Linked DNA regions of Mus musculus: region 1 is linked to region 2. The links are chromatin loops, found by intact Hi-C in ENCODE. Cell type or tissue: heart. All regions are shown on one strand.

Region 1 (2,500 bases), 280 kb after region 2:
CACCCACAGGGCGCTGGGTTCAATTCCCAGCACCCACAGGGCGCTCAAAATCCTGGGTCAACTCAACTCCAGGAGAGCCATTGCTCTCTTGCCTCCAAGGGCACCAGGCCCACACATGTAGCACAGACACACATGCAAGCAAAAAATCGAACTCATAAAACAAAACAAAACAAATGCAGAAGCAGTTGCTCTTGAGGACTGAGGCCAGGACGAGATAAGCAGATACATTTCCATTTTGGTCCAACCGGGATTAACAGTTAAAACCAGTTGGCACGGGGTCATTTATAGTTCGGGGACCAAAAGCGTTAAGGGAGAGGAAGCGGGTTGAACCAGGAACTTAAGAAACCGCGGAAACCCAGCCAGATCGTGGGGCGCAAGCGCAAAGGCCTGGTTTCAAAGAGCCGGTTAGATCCAACTGGAGGAGCCGCTTGTGCTCGTCGTTAAGTTACAACCGTGCTCGGTACTTTTATTGTCCCCATCCCACAAGGCATCCGCAGGTCCCCAAACGCCCGGAGACCTTCCGAGCCTCGGGCCCAAGGGTTCAGCGGCTTTCGCGGCAGGGCGCAGGCGCGGAAGCCAGCTTTTGTTTATTTTGGCCGCGTGCGACCGCGAGCGTCCGAGGGCGGAACGCGCAGGAGGGGCGGGGCGGCAACTCGGACGCCTCCAGGTCTCCGCGCTCCGCCCGCTTTGTCCCACCGCCCCCCTCTCCCGGCCCCCCGGAGCGCGGCGTCACAAAGCGCCGGCGGAACGCCCCAGCGGCCGCCCCTAGGCGCCGAGGGCGGGGAGGGCCGCTGGCCGCTGAAGTCGCCTCGGCCCCGCCTCCGCCGGCGCGACCGCCGAGCGAGTCGCTGGCGACTGGGCGCTGCAAAGCATCCTGGGAGGACGCGCTCGCGCCGGAAGGTCGCGTGTGCGCGCGGCGGCAGCGGCGGCGGCGAGGTTATAAAAGGGAGCGAGGCGGTGGCCGGCGGAAGTGGGCGGTTCGTCGGCGCCTTGTTCTGTTGTTTGGGGTTTGGGCTCCTGGAGGGGCGTTCTCGGGAGGGCCGCCGGTGCAGGCCGCGCTGACACAGGGCCGCTTCGCCCCCGGGGCTCCGTGCGCTTGCGCTCTCCCCGTCCCGCAGGGTCCCCAACATGGCGCAGGAGGTGTCCGAGTACCTGAGCCAAAACCCGCGGGTAGCCGCCTGGGTGGAGACGCTGCGCTGCGAGGGCGAGACGGACAAACACTGGCGCCACCGCCGGGAGTTTCTGCTTCGCAATGCCGGGGACCTGGTCCCCGCCACCGACGAGACTGCGGACGCGGAGAGCGGAGCCCGCACTCGGCAGCTCCAGCAGCTGGTCTCCTTCTCCATGGCCTGGGCGAACCATGTCTTCCTAGGGTGCCGGTGAGTGGAGGGAGCGTCGCTCTCCAGCCAGCCTTCCGGGCTTTGCTCCACGCCCCCTGCCGCTGGCCGGGGAGCGCTTTCGCGGGGACCGGCGACGCTGGGGAGGGCCGCTTGGGAAGCGCGGGAATCGGTGTGACACTGTGGGTCCTCGGAGGGAGAGCAGGAAGGGCGTCCGGGGCTGTCCCCGACCTCACAGTTGCCGGGCGTCCGGGTGGTATGCGCCCGGCAGATGGAGTTGTTGGTGCTTAGCTGACAGTATCTGCCCGGGAGACCCCGAGTTTAAAGGTTCCCTGGCACAGACCCGCCTCCCGAGCCCTTAGGGCATTCGTCTGGGCCATCTTCGATTGTCGCGCGGTTCGTACACTTTGATCACGACCAGGAAATGCAGTCTGCGCACTCCTGCATTCCTCACGCTGCCAGTACTTTCGGAAAAAAAAAAATAAAGCATAACAACAACAAAAACAAACCACTTCTTGAGAGCGACTTTTGCTTCTTTTTCAGGTACCCTCAAAAAGTTATGGATAAAATTCTTAGTATGGCTGAAGGCATCAAAGTGACAGATGCTCCAATCCATACCACACGAGACGAACTGGTTGCCAAGGTGAAGAAAAGAGGGATATCAAGTAGCAATGGTTAGCAGATCATAGATGTGAACATACATAGGAGTTTAGAAAATATGCTTTATAAAATTAGGAATCGCTGTCATTACTAATTTTTTTTAACAATCCAGAATGTGTATGCTGTATTAATCTAGTTAAAATGTTAAAGCTACACTGTGTGTGTATGTGTGTCTGTCTGAGTCTGTCTGTCTGTTTTGGTGCTGAATTTGATTAACTTTTAGATTTTCAAGTCCAATGTCTGATGCTGTTAATTTAATATTAAAAACTAATCATATTAATTGATACTGTTTTAACATACTAATGAAGTTGTTCCATATTTTAAAAGAAACTACTGGTTCTGAAAAAAGAATTTTTTTGTGCTTTTGTTTGTCTTGTTTTGTTTTGTTTTGATAGGGTTTCTCTGTGTAGCCCAGCCTATCCTGGAACTTGCTCTATAGACCAGGCTGACCTCAACCTCAGGGGTCATGCCTGCCTCTGCTTCCTGAATGCTGGGATGAAAGG
Region 2 (2,500 bases):
GCTTGGTTCTTACTGTCTAGTTCTATTCACAACTTCAGCAAATGCCCAGGCACAGAAAATGTCCTGCCCAATGCTAGGTCCTGAAGTTATTACATTGGCAGGTCTGGTTAAGGGAATTCAGACCAAGAGGTGAAGGATTGAGCTCTGGGGCCTTTCTTCCTAAAATCTGCCATTTCAAAAGCATCTGCTTAGAGGCCTGGGAGAATATTGACAAGGTTGGCAATGCACAGCAGGCTGTAAAGGTTGAGGACGAAAGGCTATTTCTCAGACTGAGGACAAGGGACACTGCAAGCTTAGTGTCTTGACTCTGCCAAGGCTTTGTCGTCTTAGGAGTCTGACATCCGGCTCCTACCCAGGGCCGATCAGCACTTAATAGCTAAATAAATAAATGTTTGTGAGAGATCTACACCTCATACCAGATGGACCCTTGATCAAGCAAAGTGTGGCCACTGACTCCCGCCTTGGCCCCCTTCCGAGTGATTATTAACCCCTTCTGCCACCCCACCCCCCACCCCCGGTCCGGGACTGGGGTGGAGAACTTCCCGGGACAGAGAGTTGGAAGGAAGGGACTGGATAGTGGACGCAGCCATGTCCCTTGGATTTAAACCCAGAAGGGGACGCCAGATGCACAGGGCCCTGACCCCGCCAGTGCAGCCCCCTGACCCGGCGGGGCAGCACCGGTGATTCGGACCCCTAGGGCCCGCGCGGGGCTGACTGGCGGCGACAGTGGCGGGGTGGCCCTGTCGCTTCTAAGGATCAGGCCGGAGTTGCCCCGTGGGCCACTGGGGCGGACATGTCGCAGCTCTCATGGATAGGGACCCGCCTTTACTTTGCTCCCTTAGGCCCGCGAGGCCCTGGTGAGGTCACCGAGGGCCAGACTGAGCAGAAGGCTCGGGGGCGCCGCGGCCCCGGACACGCCCCGGACACACTCCCAGCGCTTTTTGCACACTTCCCCACCGCCGGGAACAGCCAAGGCACGGGGCGCGGCGTGGGGGGGGGGGGGTGGGGGGGGTGGGGGCGTTCTGTGCCCTTACTGTTTGTTGGGACTTCTTCCCAGGACAGCATTCCCCACCCTTTCCTCTCGAAAGTCTTGTGGTTTCCCTAGAAGACGGAAAGAGGTTGAGAAGGTTGCAGACTTTTTTTTCTTTGGCTTCTTTTTCCATCCAGAAAGCCCTCTAAATCCCCAAAGGGTCTGGCGGAGAGGGGACATCTCGGGCTGCAGAGGAGGGAGCGAGCTGTGCATTCCTCCGCCCTACCGCCTCCCACCTGGCCTCGTCGCTCCCCTCCCCCGCCCGGGCTCAGCCCCGCGTCCCGCCGCGGCCGCCCCGGCAGCTGCAGGGTTAAGCTCAGGAATGTGGCGGCGAGGAATGTGCATGCAGATGAGGCGGGCGCGGGGCGGGCCGGGGGCGGAGCGCATGCTAATCGCATGCAAATGAGCAGGCCAGTCGCCGCCGGGCCGTTGCTCCGCGGAGCTTCCCGGATCCGAGCCCAGACGGCGTCGGCCGGGGCAGCCTGGGCGCCGCGACCCTCGGCGGCCACAGGGGGACGGGGAGGAGGAGGAAGAGGCGGAGGCAGCGGCGGCAAGGAGGAGGAGGAGGGCTCGCTCGTCTGTTCCGACGCAGACATGGTGGACTGATCTCCGGCAGGGCTGAGAGCAGGGATCCCCGAGGCTTCCCCGCGCGTAGCTCGCCGTGCCCCTCGCCCCGCACGCCCCTCGCCGGCACCCGCGTTCCCGCCGCGCCCCGCGCCCGGTCCCTATGGAGGCGCCGCTCGCCGGCGAGGCCGCCGACCATGCCTAGGAGGGCCGGGAGCGGGCAGCTGCCGCTACCCCGGGGCTGGGAGGAGGCCAGGGACTACGACGGCAAGGTTTTCTACATCGACCACAACACCAGGAGGACCAGCTGGATCGACCCCCGGGACAGGTGGGTGGCCGGGCCCCGGCCGGGTGCGGGGACCCGCCTCGGGAAGTGCTGCGGTGGCTGTTGTCTGGGAGACCTGGAGGGCGCCGGGGGCGTGGGGCGTCGCCGGCCCTGCACCCCCCGAGGGGCTCCGGGGTAGGCGCGGGACGGTCGGCCTAGGCGCGGCTGTATCTGCCCGCCAGGCGCCCCTTCTTGGGCCCCATTGCCCACTGCCTTCCCCACACCCCTCGGGGACTTGTAGACACTCCCTGTCCCAAGGGAAGGGCCGGATTGGTGCCCTGGGTTGGCACCCTGAGTCCAGTTAGCCGGCTCAGGGTGTGTGTGTGTGGGTACTTGACCCCTCTCTAGACCTCCTGTGTGCTGTTTAAAGTTGGTCAGATGGAGGGAGAGGGCACCTTTCGACCTCTGAGGCACGCTGAGCTCGGGGCCTCCCGGAGGCCTAAGTGATGGTGAATTACTAGTCATCTGGGCCACCTGTGGCATCTCTCCTGCCTTACATACCTAGCTCCTGGGCACTGACTGCAAGCTTTTCCTAGGGCGCACCCCGAACCATGTCCTAGGGTCTGAACGTGGAGAGAGGG

What was found. Hi-C counts contacts between places; a loop is a spot of excess contacts. Peaks named below come from ENCODE experiments on the same cell type or tissue, not always from the same donor. Only the 100,000 strongest peaks of a DNase experiment are listed, where the experiment ranks them.
Region 1: it touches region 2 in a loop (2.5-fold over the local background); 3 of 42 quality-filtered maps call a loop at or near these places.

Annotation. Positions count from the first base shown.
Region 1 is chr8:47,712,399-47,714,898 of GRCm38, reverse strand. Cdkn2aip (CDKN2A interacting protein) reads left to right here and starts at 968. Exons shown (of 3, transcript NM_172407.3): 1 at 968-1,379; 2 at 1,881-2,011. The coding sequence starts at 1,129. In heart, a CTCF peak has its summit at 1,456; a DNase peak (open chromatin) is centred at 918; H3K4me3 peaks cover 2,264 bases; H3K27ac peaks cover 1,769 bases.
Region 2 is chr8:47,989,488-47,991,987 of GRCm38, reverse strand. It overlaps Wwc2 (WW, C2 and coiled-coil domain containing 2), which reads left to right and starts at 1,444. Exons shown (of 23, transcript NM_133791.5): 1 at 1,444-1,922. The coding sequence starts at 1,792. In heart, a CTCF peak has its summit at 1,544; DNase peaks (open chromatin) are centred at 877, 1,447 and 2,237; H3K4me3 peaks cover 2,500 bases; H3K27ac peaks cover 2,500 bases.